Regions from separate parts of the Homo sapiens genome. Here region 2 is linked to region 1. The links are chromatin contacts, found by Hi-C or POLR2A ChIA-PET in ENCODE. All regions are on one chromosome and are shown on one strand. Each heading gives the region's core, a stretch centred on a gene start or an enhancer-like site at or near the end of the contact. The rest is flanking DNA. Distances are from core to core; before and after follow the strand shown. Region 1 overlaps MEIS1 (Meis homeobox 1). Region 2 overlaps MEIS1 (Meis homeobox 1).

Evidence for each region. A loop is a pair of places that touch in the nucleus more often than their neighbours do. ChIA-PET counts read pairs that join two places held with the same protein, here RNA polymerase II (POLR2A). Pooled maps may share reads with other maps.
Region 2: a map of endothelial cell of hepatic sinusoid shows a loop between it and region 1 (2.8-fold over the local background). The contact joins two enhancer-like sites. A Hi-C loop is called at or near these places in 4 of 168 maps with a recorded cell type or tissue (PC-3, aorta, ascending aorta and 1 more) and 3 of 50 pooled maps. POLR2A ChIA-PET finds 5 or more read pairs at or near these places in 2 of 52 experiments (K562 and MCF 10A).

Annotation. Positions count from the first base shown.
Region 1 is chr2:66,550,818-66,558,667 of GRCh38, reverse strand. The region is part of intron 9 of MEIS1 (Meis homeobox 1); the gene reads right to left. It overlaps LOC124900511 (a long non-coding RNA gene), which reads right to left. Exons shown (of 2, transcript XR_007086610.1): 1 at 3,297-7,850; 2 at 1-2,997. Among named protein-coding and RNA genes, the nearest start is that of LINC01798, 19 kb to the left of the region's middle. RefSeq lists an enhancer at 2,242-4,060. Within about 2 kb of position 3,352, at least 7 of the 41 ENCODE cell types and tissues checked have a DNase peak (open chromatin) inside an H3K27ac peak, as active enhancers do.
Region 2 is chr2:66,476,683-66,484,532 of GRCh38, reverse strand. The region is part of intron 7 of MEIS1 (Meis homeobox 1); the gene reads right to left. Among named protein-coding and RNA genes, the nearest start is that of MEIS1-AS2, 40 kb to the right of the region's middle. Within about 2 kb of position 3,257, at least 6 of the 41 ENCODE cell types and tissues checked have a DNase peak (open chromatin) inside an H3K27ac peak, as active enhancers do.

The sequences.
Region 1 (7,850 bases), core at 2,103-4,602:
TGAAATTAGGCTATAGAATGGCACAATGAAGATGATTTGACTTGAATGGAGGCTTGCATGCATCCTTGGAATGTTCACTGTGACCTCTGTTTTAATGAGTAAAGCTTGAAACCTAAGCTCTATGTAATAATATATGTCAATATGTAACCTGTAGACCTTTAAAATACAAATGGAAACACACTTAAAGGAAAACAATCTCTCGAATAAAGACAATAACATTAGCAAAATGACATCTTGGAATCTGTCAAATCTTTGAAAATGCTTATGGTCATCTAAGTCATTTCGAGGGAACTTTGTGCATTTTACTGCTGAGTTGCTGGATTTCAGTGTGACTATCCTTTTTCTTTTTCTTTTCTTTTTTTCTTTTTTTTTTTTTTTTTTTTTTTTTGAGATGGAGTTTCACTCTTGTTGCCCATGCTGGAGTGCAGTGGCGCAATCTCGGCTCACAGCAACCTCTGCCTTATGCGTTCAAGCGATTCTCCTGCCTCAGTCTCCCAAGTAGCTGGGATTACAGGCATGCACCCCCACTCCCAGCTAATTTTATATTTTTAGTAGAGACGGGGTTTTTCTATGTTCATCAGGCTGGTCTTGAACTCCCAACCTCAGGTGATCCGCCTCCCTCGGCCTCCCAAAATGCTGGGATTACAGGCGTGAGCCACTGTGCCCAGCCAACTTTCCTTTTCTTTGAACATCACTCGTAATTATCACAGTCAAAACACTACCCAGTGGCGGGGAAAGTGAGAGCAGTGTGTAGTGAGAAGAATATGAGAACTGAGTGGGAAAACTGCCACTCACCGGCAAGTTTTCTAGCAGTGTTTAGGTGCTGAAATTGGGATGATCGAATGAAAAGTGCTTTCCAAATTATACAAACCTAAGACAGGTCTTTGTTGCTATACTGTCATTCCCAAAAATACTTAATGGTACCAAAACTTGTATATGAACGCTTATAATGGTAAGAGATGAATATCAAATGCCCATCCACTGATAAATAGGTAAAAAAAAGATACCTTATATCCATACAATGGAACATTGCTCAGCCTTGAAAGGGAATGAAGTGCTGATAATACATGCTATGACATGGATGAACCTTGCAAACATTATGCTTAGTGAAAAAAGCCAGTCTCAAAATACCACGTATTCCATGATCACATTGGTGAAATGTCTAGAATAGGCAAATATAGAGACAGAAAGTAGATTAGTGGTTGCCAGGAGCTGTTGGAGAGAGAGACGGAAGTATAAAGAGGGGCAATAGCTAAAGGGTACAAGGCTTCTTTTTAAGGTGGTGAAAATGTCTTTTAATTGACTATGGGGATGGTTACACAACTCTGTGAACACACTAAAAACCATTGAATTAAATGGGTGAAATGATGGTTTATGAATTATATCTCAATAAAGCTGTTAAAAATAAGTACATTCTAGTGGACTGGAAGAAGCACTGGACTAGGAACCAGTCCTAGCCCTGCCTCTAATTAGCCCTGAGCCTCATCTGTCGTATGATGCATAAATTCCCTCCCTCCCAGGATTTTTACTTTATGGTTCTGTAGCATAGGGTTTCTAAAATTTTAATCCATGCTCCCTTTTGACACATCAAAAATCTTATATTCCTTTGTTATTTGCAATTTCAAAAGAAATAGCATGACTAAAAACAAAATTTAATTCTCGATATGCTTTTTAAATACTATATTCACTCAAAATGATTGTGACATGCTTCTTATGTGCCCCGCTACCCCCTCTCTGCGCCCCCTCCCACCCCGCCCCAAGTCCTGAGGATAGGAATCTCTGCCATAACCTACTATACTTTCCTTTCTGTAAACAGTATTGTCAGGTAACCAGCCAGGGGGCTGAGATCCTATATCTTTTTGTACATGTTCAATTCTTTCCATAAGCTTTTAAAACATCCCCCTACCCACTCCCCGGCCCTTTCCAAGTACATCTGAACTATGACCCAAACTAGCAAACAAACAAAGTCAACCACTGCAGATGTCCTAGTGATATAGGCCAACAAAACCCTTCAACCAGACAACAAACCTCAAGACTACTGGTTTGCATTTGATTTAGTTAGCATCCTAGAGTAAAAATACTGAAAACTTACATGCACGTGTGTATGTGTGTATAATTATATGGTGCATTAACTTCCATCCGTAGGCAACATATTGTTTTTGAAAAAAAAAAAAAAGTGACTTTATCAATATTAAGCCAGATCTCACCAAAGGCAGGACATTTATTTTTGAGCTAAGTTACATGTAGCTCCAATCATCTCCCCCAGACCTGGAGGAGTTAATGTGTTTGAAAAAGGAAATACTTTTCCCCTTCTTCAACCATAGGATCTAATCTTGTGAGGCACTGGTTAGTTAAGAGGGTAAAAAGGAAAAGAAACCTCTCAAATATGTCGGAACAGATTAATATTCTTTTGTTTATTTGTTATTGTTCAGGCATCAGGAGCATGAAAGAGTTAATTATTTTCCATATTAAGGGGTCAGGCTAAGAGCGTTGTAAGAATGAAAATAAAATAGACAGGAAAATATTAATGATTTATGAGGGCATTGAACAGGACAGCCTTATATTTGCCAAAGTTACAGGCATCCATGTTGTTGTAGGTTTTTTTTTGTTTTTGTTTTGTATGTCCTCTTTCCCCTTGAAAATCAAAAACGAAGCAGAACATAACCCTCAGCGTCTACAGAAAGCTCCTCGGCGTGCACACACTGGAGCAATGCAGACCGGATCTAAGACCAACGTTTGCCCTCGGAAACACTTCCTTCCCCCGAGCCCCTGGCTCCACTCCATTTTTCAAGAAAACTGTTCTATTCAACCAGGAGGCAACATTTGCCCCATTTTTTAATATTTCAGGCTGACTTTTTAACCACTCAAAAATGCTGTTTGTTTTCTGTAGGCACAGCCTGAAGCCAGATGATGATGTAAGTGAGAGGAGAGAGAGGGTCTCTCTGGGTACTGCGCTTCCGTGCTTAACGGTTAATCACCCAACACCAGCCTCAGCAACTGTTGACACAAAATAGGTGGAGATCAGGTCTGTGCAAGCAGAAAATACCAGAAAGGCAAACTATATGTAAACACACTTAAGACATATTTGACAAGAATAGACCTAAACCTGACTTGCTAGGAAACTACTAATGTCTAAAGCTTCAATGCCCCTCTTAGCCGAGTTTGTTTCCCCTTACAGAGCTTCCTTTGAGAAGATGAAGAGTAACATTTTAAAAACTAAAATACATTTACAGAAGACAGCTGAGACATTTGTCCCCTTGATTCACATAGTGAGTTTCAAATCTGCTCTTACATACAGGATTTATGGAATGTAATACGGTTCTTCCACGTATGCTTGGAGTGGAGCCAAATGAAAGAGGGAGGGGGGTTTGGGGGGTGGAGAGAGACGAGAGAGAGAGAGAGAGAGAGAGAGAACACGTACACACAACCACAATTCAAAAAGTTATTTCTGCTGACCTATAAAACTCATGCAAAGAAGCAAATGGATAATGCTTAAACAGTCTTTTAATCTTATCTAACTGACACCTGACAACCCATTACTTATAGATTATTAATGCATCCACTAAAAAGTTTGTCATGTTCAAAATTACTGGAGAAAAAGATTGAATGCCTGAGGAAAAAACAAATTTTGCTGTACAATAACTTCAGAAATTTCGAGCCTATTATCTGTCATGCCCTTCATAGACTCATAGCACACTGCTAAAAACAACTGATTTATCTTTATTATGAATCCTAAAATGACAGCACACATCTTTTTCATGTCTTGTGATAATGTTTAATTTCATCTAGTTTTTATTTTACAGTGTTTGATTTGCTTATGTAAGATGAGGAAAGTTACAACTACAACTTTTTAATTAATTTCTCTGTTTGTCTCCTTATCAAAGTATTTTTTTTCCTTCCCCACTCCTAGGATAAAGCTGGAATGAGAGTTTCAGAGCGCACACTTTACTTCTCTTTGATTCACATTATTACACAGTCTAGAATATTACAGCTAAAAGAGTCCTTTGAGTCCTGACTAATTCGTCCTACTTGTCCATTTTAAACCAGAGGACACTGTCGCCCAAATCCAAGGAGTAGGGATGAGGGATGAAATGTTTTGATTGCAGCGACCTGTCCCTGCATTTCCCCTTCCCATACTTGCCCTGTGTAAATTTTAAATTGTCATGAGGCTTACACCTTAGCCACCTATGGATGAGGCGTAGCCAAGCTCTTCCCCCTTGACCGTGACACCTCTCAGCCCCTCATCCCTATGCCCTCTCCAGGGAAATGGGAGTCAAGTCCTGCCCCATCGGGTTGCATGACCCACAGCCTGTTGTTTGCATTTCTCTGACCAGATACTTACAGACACACTGAAAACAAGAAGACTGGCTTAATTAGGATTTGCAACAAGTTGTGCTGACCTGCATACCATGTTCAAAGTCAACCTCCGTTGTCACTGGTTTCATTGCCTTGAAATGAATCATGGATATTCAGAAACATTGGGTCCCTGCTGGGTAAATCAGTCTCCCAACTCACTCAACTCTGAGCCTCACTTGAACCCCAACCCTACAGGGTCCCGACATAATTCCTCAGGTTGTACCAGCTGGATTGCAGCTTCCAGCTAGTGTCTTGTCCTCCTGAGAAGCTCAGCAACTGCCTTTGAATGCTGGCTGGAGGAGAAACAGTGGTTACACAAAACCATATTTGGACTTTCAAATCCACCCTTCCTACATCCTAGACCTTCATTTCTTTTCTCACCTAGACTTAGGGCCCCATGGTGGAAGGGGCAGGGTTTTTCCAGCCAGCACAGTGTTTCAAAGTGTACTCTTTCATAAGGAGCTTTCGTCTTTAACAGTATTAACGATGTGATTTTATGCAGTGGGGAAAAGCTCTGAGTAAACTTATGGTGTAAAACTTACAACAAAGTATATTTAACAGACTGCAGAGTCATTTTCAAAGAAGATTGTTTGTTGGAAATTTTTTAAATCTGAAGGAAAAAAAAAGCAGTGTCTCTGTTGAACTCTTAAGACTCTCTGACATGACAATACCTGAAGGTTTCTAAATTCACAGCTCTTTTCCCTGCGAGCTATTTGCTCAGCTTTCCTAATAATACCCTGCCTGTCTGGCGCCCCGCCAGCTCTGTCTCAGGCAATATGCAAGCTAAACATTTTTTGACTGATTTCAATATTTTCTTATGAGCAACTAGACAGTATTTTATCTAGTGAGTATTACTGATTGCTATAATCTAAGCCCAGAGTAAGCGTCTGTAAAGGTAATATTATTAGAATTGACACTCAAGGTGAAAAGCATAGCAATTAACCGAGGCTTGAAGAACAACAACCCATTCTGAAATATTCTGGGGAGTTCTTCCATTTATATTTCTCCTTTTTCTTTTTAATATACCGCACCTGTTACTCCATTGATCAATTAGGAAGTCTACTTTAAATGTAGGTTACACTTCAATTCTCAAGGGAAAAAGTTAAACCACCTGCTTAATACAATTACTTTCTATGTGTGAAGCTGTTCCATCCCTAGGTGATTCCTAGGCAAGGAAAATCACCATACAGCCCACACTTTAATTTTGTAGTTGAATAGCAAACAAGTGACCCAGAGCTTCTTGCATCGTGTACTGTTTTTTTCTTTTTTTTACATCTGTTTTCCTTGCTTTTGTGTCATACCTCTGTTTAACTTTATTGACAAAACAATCTGTGTCTAATATTCAAACAACATCTGTAAAATGTATTATTAAATTATGTTGGAAGAAAAAGCAGAACAATTCTATGAAACCCTATGACCCCTATTGATTTTTAGATCACAGAAGTTGAAAGGATAATTTGTGAATGTTTTAACATTTACATCTAAACAGGTACCTATATTTATAGAATCTTTGATTATTTGTAAAAGTATTTGCTATATTATTACCATAACTCAGAAAGAAACTTGACCTTTAACAGCTGAATCTGTTTATTATAATAAAGGAGATCTTATTTTTAAAAAATAAGTTTACATTTTTACTTGCCAGTGGCATAAATCTCCAAGGATAACATACTTTTTTCCCACTCATAATAAATGGGAAGTGATGCCTGAATGCTTTGCAGCTTTGAAAGCAATAAATGAAATAACTAGGAAAATCTGGTATGAGCACTAAATCTAAGAAATGTAGAGTACCATAGTTCTGAACAGTGTCATCTTGGCTGCTAGGATGGAACCTGGAATTTTATATGCTCTCTTGATGGAGAATAATTTTTCTCTATATATAAATACTGTATTTCACATACACTATATATTTTGCACCTAAAACCCATATTGCCTTCTCAGAGCATAAAGGGATAATCATTTAATATCAGAACTTAATAGGAAAGTGTTTGGATGAGGAGTAGTAAACAAAGAAACTGTAAAATGTATTCAGTACACCCTAGGCCAAAACTCTGCTGAGGCAGGAGGCAACTGAGGCATCCAGTAAGTACGACACAAGTACAAGAGATAAGTTTTCATCACAGGGAATTCCCAGGTCCGCAACACTGGTGTGATCATGTATAAGGGAATTTTTATCTGACCATTCTACACTCACATTTTCAATATAAAAAAATTAAGTTGGTCTATTCAGGAGAAAAAACAACCAAGTATTGATTGTGTGTGTGTGTGTGTGTGTGTGTGTGTCTTCCATAAAGTTCTACTTAAATACTTAAAGGTCTAAACAACCATCTAATCTCAAAATTTAAGATGTTTCTACTTAAATTACTAAAACATTTGCATATTGGTAATGTTTGCACTGCTGATATAACATAAGTATTTGTTAAAACCACAACAACAGTAAAAAAGCAAAGAGACAAAAGCCCCTGATGCTATTATTTATCATTTTTGGATAAAATTATAATTGGGAGCAAGGGACCAAAGAAGGAAGAATACATAAATCTCTGGTGCATATTATGTTTCGAAAATGATTACACTTTTAAATCTAAGTCAACCACAACATACTAGATTGAAATATTTAGACAACTAGTTATGGAGGTTGATTTTTTAAAAATATGCAGTCACATCAAATACTTAGATAATTTATTTAAAAATATTTTACTCAAATTATTTACATAATTGCCTCAATTCTCAAAAAATTTATTGGCATAGACTTGGCCCACAATGTCACATCTAATAAATTTCACATTCCATCCTAGGGCCCACATGCTGTAAGTACTGATGCCAACCATTTTAAGATTCTTTCTCTCCATTTTTATTCTGACAATTGGACCAAAATAAGAGTTATAACGAGATTTTCTTTTTTCCAGATTTTCTCTTAATTAATCAAATCAGTCTTATTGTTTTACTTTTAAGTTCTCTCCTCTTTTGCCTTTCTCCCCTCAAATCCCATGTACTTTAGCCTTAGCCACCTGAGGCAGGTAGTATATATCACTGTCAATTCGAGAAATGTAAAATTAGTTCAGTGATGAAGTGAAAGAACCATTAAAATGTAGCAAACTTCTTGTCTATTTTTCAGTCAAAGCCTAACTTAAAACTGCATCAGCCAGGATTTCTATGACACTCTAACAACTAGACATGAGTTTATATTTTTCACTTACATATTATATATTTTGATACATTATGTTACTGCTAATAATTATGACTGATCTACACTCAACCTGTCCTTCAGCATTTTATTGAATTGCATTTCAACAGTGACTCATAGTTCATACAAAAATGTACATGTGTATTAACAAGTTTTAAGAAATCCAAGAAGGAAGACACAGATGTTTAAAAGTTGTGGATAAATAAATGAAAGGGAAACACAGAAATACTAATGATGACATTTTCAAAATTATTATTTTTAGTAGAAAATAACTTGTACCGATGCTCAGTATAGCTAAGATGAAAAACAT
Region 2 (7,850 bases), core at 2,008-4,507, 74 kb after region 1:
TCCTTTTGTAAAAAAGGAATGGGATCATGTTTGATTGTTAGAAAACCACCTATAATCCCTTGAGAAGGGATAAATGGGCTTGCAGCTAATATAAAAAATTTAAGCACTTTGCTATGTCATGAGAGAATGAATAGAAAAATAAAGGAAGATAGTCAAAATAGGAAATGGGCTCTCTGTGCTCTCATCATAACTATGCTACAACACTGTACACATAAAAAAGAGAAAAAGACATAACCAGATGAGGCAGAGAGGGTGAGCGGGTAGTCAGCACCTTCGAGTCATTTGGTAGATGAAAAAAGTGGTAAAGTTGATTTCTTATAAACAAATAAAACCCTCCCTATAAATCTAGTTTTGCTTCCCCATAACTTACCAGAATCAAACTTTTCTAGTCGCAATTAATAGGCAAGAGGTATTTTAAACCTTATTTTACCAACTGCAATTGTCACAAACCTAGTTCTCAAGATATCTGGAATACTTGGTAAAGTTTATCCATAATGCTAAGGATTATCTTTCCATATCTTAAGATTTACCAGTAACATTGATGTACTGAAATTCAAAGGCCAGACTACCCAATAGCTTCATCAAAAACCAAAGGTTATTGTGACCAGATGAGACCAGAGACACAAGAAGAAACTTTGTTAGTGGCCAAATATATTCCCCATCCTAACTTGGCTCCTGTGAGGAAATTCCACCTAGGACCCCCAAGGACACTCAACCTTAACCCAATCTGACCATCAAGAAGAGGTATGCCATTCAACCTGTAATCTTAACTGACACCACAAACTTCATTTTCTCACAGACACTTTAATGTGTGGTATAGAAGGAACATAAGCAGTTGTTTAAAAGGAATCCAGTAGACCCAAGGCCTTGTGGTAAGAATTTTATCAGTCTGCGTCCCTTCTCAACCATTCACTTCCTCATCACTGCCTCCTCAGGTAAAAGTAGCAGACCTGTGGAACATTTCAGAGTGATGGACAGTGGAAGGGAGTCCTATAAGAGTGAAAATCTTGATGGCCCACCAAGTTTACAATGCCCTCTGTCCTGACACAAAAGGGCAGCCAAACAGTCTTCGTTGTAAAATAAATATATATTTGGGAATAATACTAGATTCTCAATTTCTTGGAAGGCATCACTCACATTTAGAAATGGACACCAGTCCAGCCGGGCGCGGTGGCTCACGCCTGTAATCCCAGCTCTCAGGGAGGCAAGAGGCAGGAGGATAGCTTGAGCTCAGGAGTTCGAGACCTGCCTGGGCAATATAGCGAGACCCCGTTCTCCACAAAAAGACAAAAAAAAAAAAGACAAAAAAAAAAAAATAAGCATAACTCCCCTTAGAAATGGACACCAGTCCTAAGCAGAATCTCTTTTTCCACAGAGAAAAATTAATCAGCTGATAATGATGATGTGGTAATGACAGCAGCTAACACATACATAATGCTTACCATTGCCAGGTATGGTTCAAAATTCTATATATTAACTTGTTTAATGTTCTCAGCAGTCCTATAAGTAGGTACTAATACTACTTCCATTTTATGGGTGAGTTTAGGCTGTTCCTGTGTCCAAAAAAGTCAAACCATCTCACGTAGAAATCTGATTTATTAAAAGCCTGTTCTCCATGAGTAGAGACCAATATTGGGTTGCTTCCATTCTGATCCTACACTGAAGCCCCCTCATGCCTGAATATCACTAGATGGCATCAGGAATATTGAATGAGACAGCAGGTAACTCCTAAAGAGAGCAACATTGGGAAATATGTGTGTTCCAGACAGTTCTCAATTCAGGGGTAAAGGGAGAAACAAACACTGGACTACCAATTCCTTGAGGACAGGGATTGGTCTTACTCATTTCTGTCATCCCAGAGCTTAGCACAATGCCCTCTATACAGAAGGGTCTCCGTGAATGAATAAATGAATGCAAGAAATATAATGCTAAGCAGTGCCTGATCACTTTCTTCTAAAGATCCTTCCTCATATGTCATTCTGTATTCTCTCTTTCTAACGAGAGACAGAGAGAGAGAACTGGTAGACACATTTCAAAAATAAATGAACCAAAAAGATATCAGTTACTAGGTTACTTCTTAACCTGGTAAAAAAGAAAATTGTTGCAATTGAGAAACCTGACTGACTTAGGTCCTGTTGTTTTCTCACTCACACCCTGTCAGGCCTTAGGTTATTCTCACCTATGAAATAGAGACACCAATCTCTGCTCCACCATAAGGGTGGTGGTGTGAGGCTCACAAATGAACGAGGGTGGGCACATTTCAGAATCTGAATGCATGAAAAATGAGTTATTTGTTTGAAAAATTTCCCACCTAGCATTGTACCTGGCACATAGTAGATTTTCAGTAAATATATTTATTAAATAATGGAATATCACTGGGCATGGTGGCTCACACCTGCAATCCCACCACTTTGGGAGGCCGACGTAGGCAGATCACAAGGTCAAGAGATTGAGACCATCCTGGCCAACATGGTGAAACCCCGTCTCTACTAAAAACACAAAAATTAGCTGGGTGTGGTGTGTGGTGGTGTGCACCTGTAATCCCAGCTACTCGGGAGGCTGAGGCAGGAGAATCACTTGAAACTGGAAGGCGGAGGTTGCAGTAAGCCGAGATCACGCCACCGCACTCCGGCCTGGCAACAGAGCAAGACTCCGTCTCAAAAAAAAAAAAAAAAAAAAAAAGAAATATCAGACCTAAAGAGCCACAAGTCTCTGATCCTCTAAACTCCATTTCATAAGACTTCATTTAAGAGGCTCAAAATTGTCAGCGCCAACTTCAGTAGATGGAATAAAACCAATCTCAGGTAAATGCCACTTCAGGTCAGAGTTGGAAAAGTTACATCCAACTGCACATGAAAATAAATAATACTGTCAGCCTTATGGAGAGGCAAGACTCATGAGAATAAAGAGATGCTCAAGGTACCAGGATTGAAAAATCAAGCCAACAGGCCCCAACTCTTGCAACCCTCCTCTTTTTGCTCTTTCTCCCCAGCATCCTAGGTCACAAACCAAAAGAATGGCAGCGTCATTGCTGTCATTTTGCTCCTCTGAAATAGGAACCTGGATTAGCTTTAGCTGGCTGAAGCTCAACCCAGATAAGTCCAGAGCAATGCTGATAGGCAGCAGGAAGGAATTTGAGGAAGTGACAAGAAATGCCACGTCATCCATCACAAAGAAAGCTTTCCCACAAAGTGGCCTGGGAGCTGGCTACATAGCAATGGGGGCTTAGAAAGATGCAGATAAACACAGAAGTCTTTCCTAGCACCAGAATAGAGAGCCAACCACAAACAATTCATGCCCTTGCCACATCCTTCAGTGAGTAGTAGGAAGAATGTAGGATACCCTGCCTTCCACTTTCCCTGCTCATGCAGCCAAAAGGAACCTGAGCTTACATGTCCTGGGTGCCCTCCTGCTGCAGGGGATCAGGATGCCTGAGGCAGCAGACTTGCCTCTCTGCTCATTTCTACCACATCAACCAGAGAATCACCAGAAATCCTGAGGATGTGTTTTTTTGTTTTTTTGTTTTTTTTTTTAACAGAGATTCTAGGCTACAGTCTTTCTGTTGCAGGGAAGGGTATGTGCCATGTCAGAAATAAACTCTTCCTAATTTCATTCTCCAAGTAATGGACATCATAATAATCTGCAATGGCATCTGTCATTGCAAAGATTTCCACCATTCTTCACAAAAGTTTCATAGGAAAGTAGAAGTCAGCAAGCAGTTATTCTCCAAAGAAATGCACAAGTAGAGAAATGAGACTTAGCAAAGAAGACTGGAGAGAGTGGAACTCTTCTTTCCTATCGTTTTCTTAGACAGCAAGAAATTCCCTATTGATTATACATGTTATGACTTTCTGATGGTTTTAAAATTTCATTCAAAGGGTCTGTTCTCACAAAAACGTACCCAAGACTTGTCTATCTTCAGGAGGAAATTTGCACTTTGAAAAACAGACAAAAAGATCAAATCTTTTTACCAAAAATATATTCTGCATTATTAAATAATTCTAGTGACTACTTAAAAGGGCATATTGAGCTAGATCTCAGCCTGTACCTTCATTGGATAAATCACATAATATCCCAGTGTGCTAAATCTCCTTGAAAGAAACTCTGGCTTAGATTCTGCCATCTCAAATTGTCCCAAACTTCTATCTAAAGAGAAATTTTAGTCACTAGTATCCCAGAGGTTTCATTATGGCCACAGCTGTTAGTAGACCACATTTTCATCCTGAGTAGCCAGGGAAATATTTCAATGCAGTATATTTTTTGCTCAGAACTCTTTGAGAACACACCAAATAGGAAATAATTAGAATAACATTTACTTATCCTCACATATTAGCATTAAATTATTGGTTGTATTAGTGGCTTGCATTTACATTAAACTTGCAAATTATATAGACCCTTATTTCTATTCTATGAGCATTTGAATTTTTTCCCTGCATGCATATCTAATCATTTGCTTACCTCTTATCACTCCAGGAACCTAGAGTTCTTAATTCCATGGATTTCCACAGGGCAAGAATCTAGGCCACCGTTTATGCACAGAAATCAATTCAGCCATCACTACACTATGCATCAAAACAACATTTTAAGAGCAAAAGTTGAAGTCAGTGGCATTGAGCCAAAGCACCTCTCCTCTGAAGGAAAATGCAGTGAGATTTTTAAAGAGCAAATAGGGCAGGTTACCGAGCCTTACTGTCTCACCAAGAAATGGGGAATCCTTCATGGCCCGGGGCTTCTTGATTCAAATCTGGAGCTTAAGACTTTGTGCCTAAAGAAAAGTGCTGATTGCCTTATCCCCCAGTGCATTTCTGGAATGTCCCATGTAAATATTCACTGGATCAATTTTCTTTCTTTGCTCCTAGTGAGATCATATTAACCAATGACACTTTTATGTTTTTAATTAAAATCAAAAAGAGCATTTTGGCACCATAAGTCTATTGCATTTTTATAAGATCTTCATCTCTGAAACACAATCTTATACTAACATGACAGTTTCAAAAAAATCATATTATCATAAATCATAGAAACATCATTGGCTTCTTTTAAATTGTATTCAATATACTAACTACACCATTCACAAATTATAACAATCTATGCAAATGTACATTAAAGCCATAAAAAGCTTTTCCAGCATATCCTTTTCCCACAGCCCAAATAAAGGTAAATTAAGAAAATCTGGCAAAAGGCGTATATGTCTATTGCCATTTCCCACAGCAAATAGGGTGTTTTCCTCTGGGAATAAAACATTTTCTTTAAACTACTGTTTATAGCCCTTATCAGCTCAACTGCAATAGAGCCATCAAGTCCAATCTCTTGTGGAAAAAAGTCAAGGTCAACAAGTACTTGCATTTTTGTTTTTTCTTTAGCTGCAATTGCTACTGACATCCAATTGGGTAATAAACATGAGGTCTGTCAAATGTTCCCAAAGAACAGGTGATCCAAAAGCTATCTCAGCACAAGGCCATTGCCAGGTAATCAAACAATCTTGTTATAACAATTATGATTTGAGTACATTTATTTATAGATGCAAACATCTGTCAGTTCTGAATGAATATTGCCAGACAATTCCCACCATTGCGGTCATAAGAATGAGGAAGTACAAGAGGGCTCTTGCTAGAGTTACTCACCAACAATAATGTGTACCCTGATGAGCAGAGTACCATCCAAAGAAAAGGCTTTCTCCTCTTATCTTTTCTATTTAAAGGCAATTTTGTGTAGCTCAATACAACCATGTCCTTTACTATGCCAGCCAGGTTCCTGAGCCCAGTTGCCTTTCTCTGCCTGAAAACCAATTCTACGGTTATGTGTGCGTGTGTCTATTTGGAATTGTTGCATTATTCCTTTAAGCCAGCATGGTTGCTACATTCAAAAACACTCCATTTGAACTTGAAAAGTGCTAGAATTTGTTTAGCACGTTTAATCCTAAAAAGTCAGATAGATGTTTGGAACAAAGACCACATAGTTCTTTCCAATTCATCATGAAGCTCACTGATATCAACAGGAGTTATGCATTTGGATCTGGGCAGCACATGGCTCCATGCCATATGCAACTTACGGATTAAAAATAGAATCTGTTCCAGCTGCAAAGTAAGACATGTTAAACTTACAGCCTCCATTTGAAATATGAAAATTAAATCTACGGACTATGGCTAGTGTCTAAGATGATGACTCTGATCCACATAATGCAAACCTATTGCTTCCATTTCAGTTATGGAAAATGAGCCTAAGGTCTATTCTTGGGGCCTAAAAGCAATGCTTCCACTTCTCGCTATGTAACTTGTATTAAGATTCCATTATTTAGTGGAGCAATTAATGTTTTCCAAAGCTGATTCCTTCACTATCAAGAGCATCAGGAAAAATGGAAACAAAGTAAAGCTAATTCTTCTAAAAACACATAAACCCACATCTTGGGGAAGAAAGTAAAAACTAAAAACAAAACAAGAAATTCTAGACACACAAAATGAAGTACGCTACTTTGAAAGACAGCTTTCAATGTAGACACACTAAGTACCAGGTGACAGTGTTTTTAGCCAAATAAATACTGTTTCAGTGTAAAAAGGTATCCTTCATTCTTTAACATTCTGGCAAAAAGTCAACGTAACCAGAGTTGTATCAGCAGGCATAACGGTATACTGTTTCTAATCCTGCATTCTATTAAGTCTTGGGCAGGTAATCTGAAGACTCTACATAGAAAGAAAAATTAGCAGCTGAGAAGTGGGAAAGGCTGAAGCACACCAGGATTAGAATCCACTGGGAGCACATAAACATGAAGGCCCATGAGGCAAAACATCTATTCTGCAAATACTCAGGAAATGTTCATCAATCAGTTGTCAAGCAAAGGGGGAAGTCACCTCATTTTCAGAGCAGTAAACTGATGAAATGAGTCACCAAATTCCCATGACAGCTTGGCTGGCCTCTTCCTTTCCACCCAGCCCCTGGTCTCCACGGAGCCGGAGCCTTCTTTGAGGGAAAGCAGTGCAGCAGAGAGAATTAGCAGGATTTCTGCAAGCCATCCTCAGGAACAGGTGGGAAAAGCATCACCTCTGCCCAGCAAGGGTGTAGGAGAAAAGCCACAGCCATCAATGACCAGCTGCATTTTCTCCCATCTAGAGTGGCAAAGCTACATTCAAAAGAAGACAAAGAAAGAGCATGCCAGTGGGACCTGTAGTCTGTGTAGTCAGTCTTCTGAAACCTTGGCATCATCCCAGAGCCTTTGCACTCCACTACCCTCTGCGTCCACTGTTTCTCTGTCCAGTCCAGTCTTCCTCCTCAAAGCTACTCTCTCTAGCCTCCTCCCTCTGCCTAAGTAAAGTTCTGCAACATTTCTGAATAACTATCATGCTGACTCCAGCCTCCCCCTGCTCCAATTCCTCCTTCACTTCCATCCAACCACGCCACAACCCTCACATTTCCAATGACTCCCTACTGCCTGCTAAACCAATGCCAGAATGACAAATATGGGCTTAAGATGACAAATATGACCCTCTGTGGTCTTGCCCCTGTTACCTCTTGGGCCTTACCTCAGACTCTTCCTCTCTCACACCCACTCTCTACTCATGCTGAAGCACACACAAAGTCCCCAAAGTGGCATGCTCTCTCTCCTTCCTACCTTTACACAAGCTAATTTTTTTTTTCCTTACATGCCCCTCTTCTCCATCTCTCCCAAGTTTCCATCATAGACTTGCTCTCTTAGGAGACTGAGTGGGAGATCAGAAATAGAAAACCAATTTCTTCTAGGGCTAACTCCGGGGGACGAGGTAGTGGTTGCTGGAGCACTGTGTGGAGAAGGACCTGCATCTGCACTCCTTTCAGGCCCCGTGACAAGGGTGCTGTGATCCATTAAAAATGGCCAC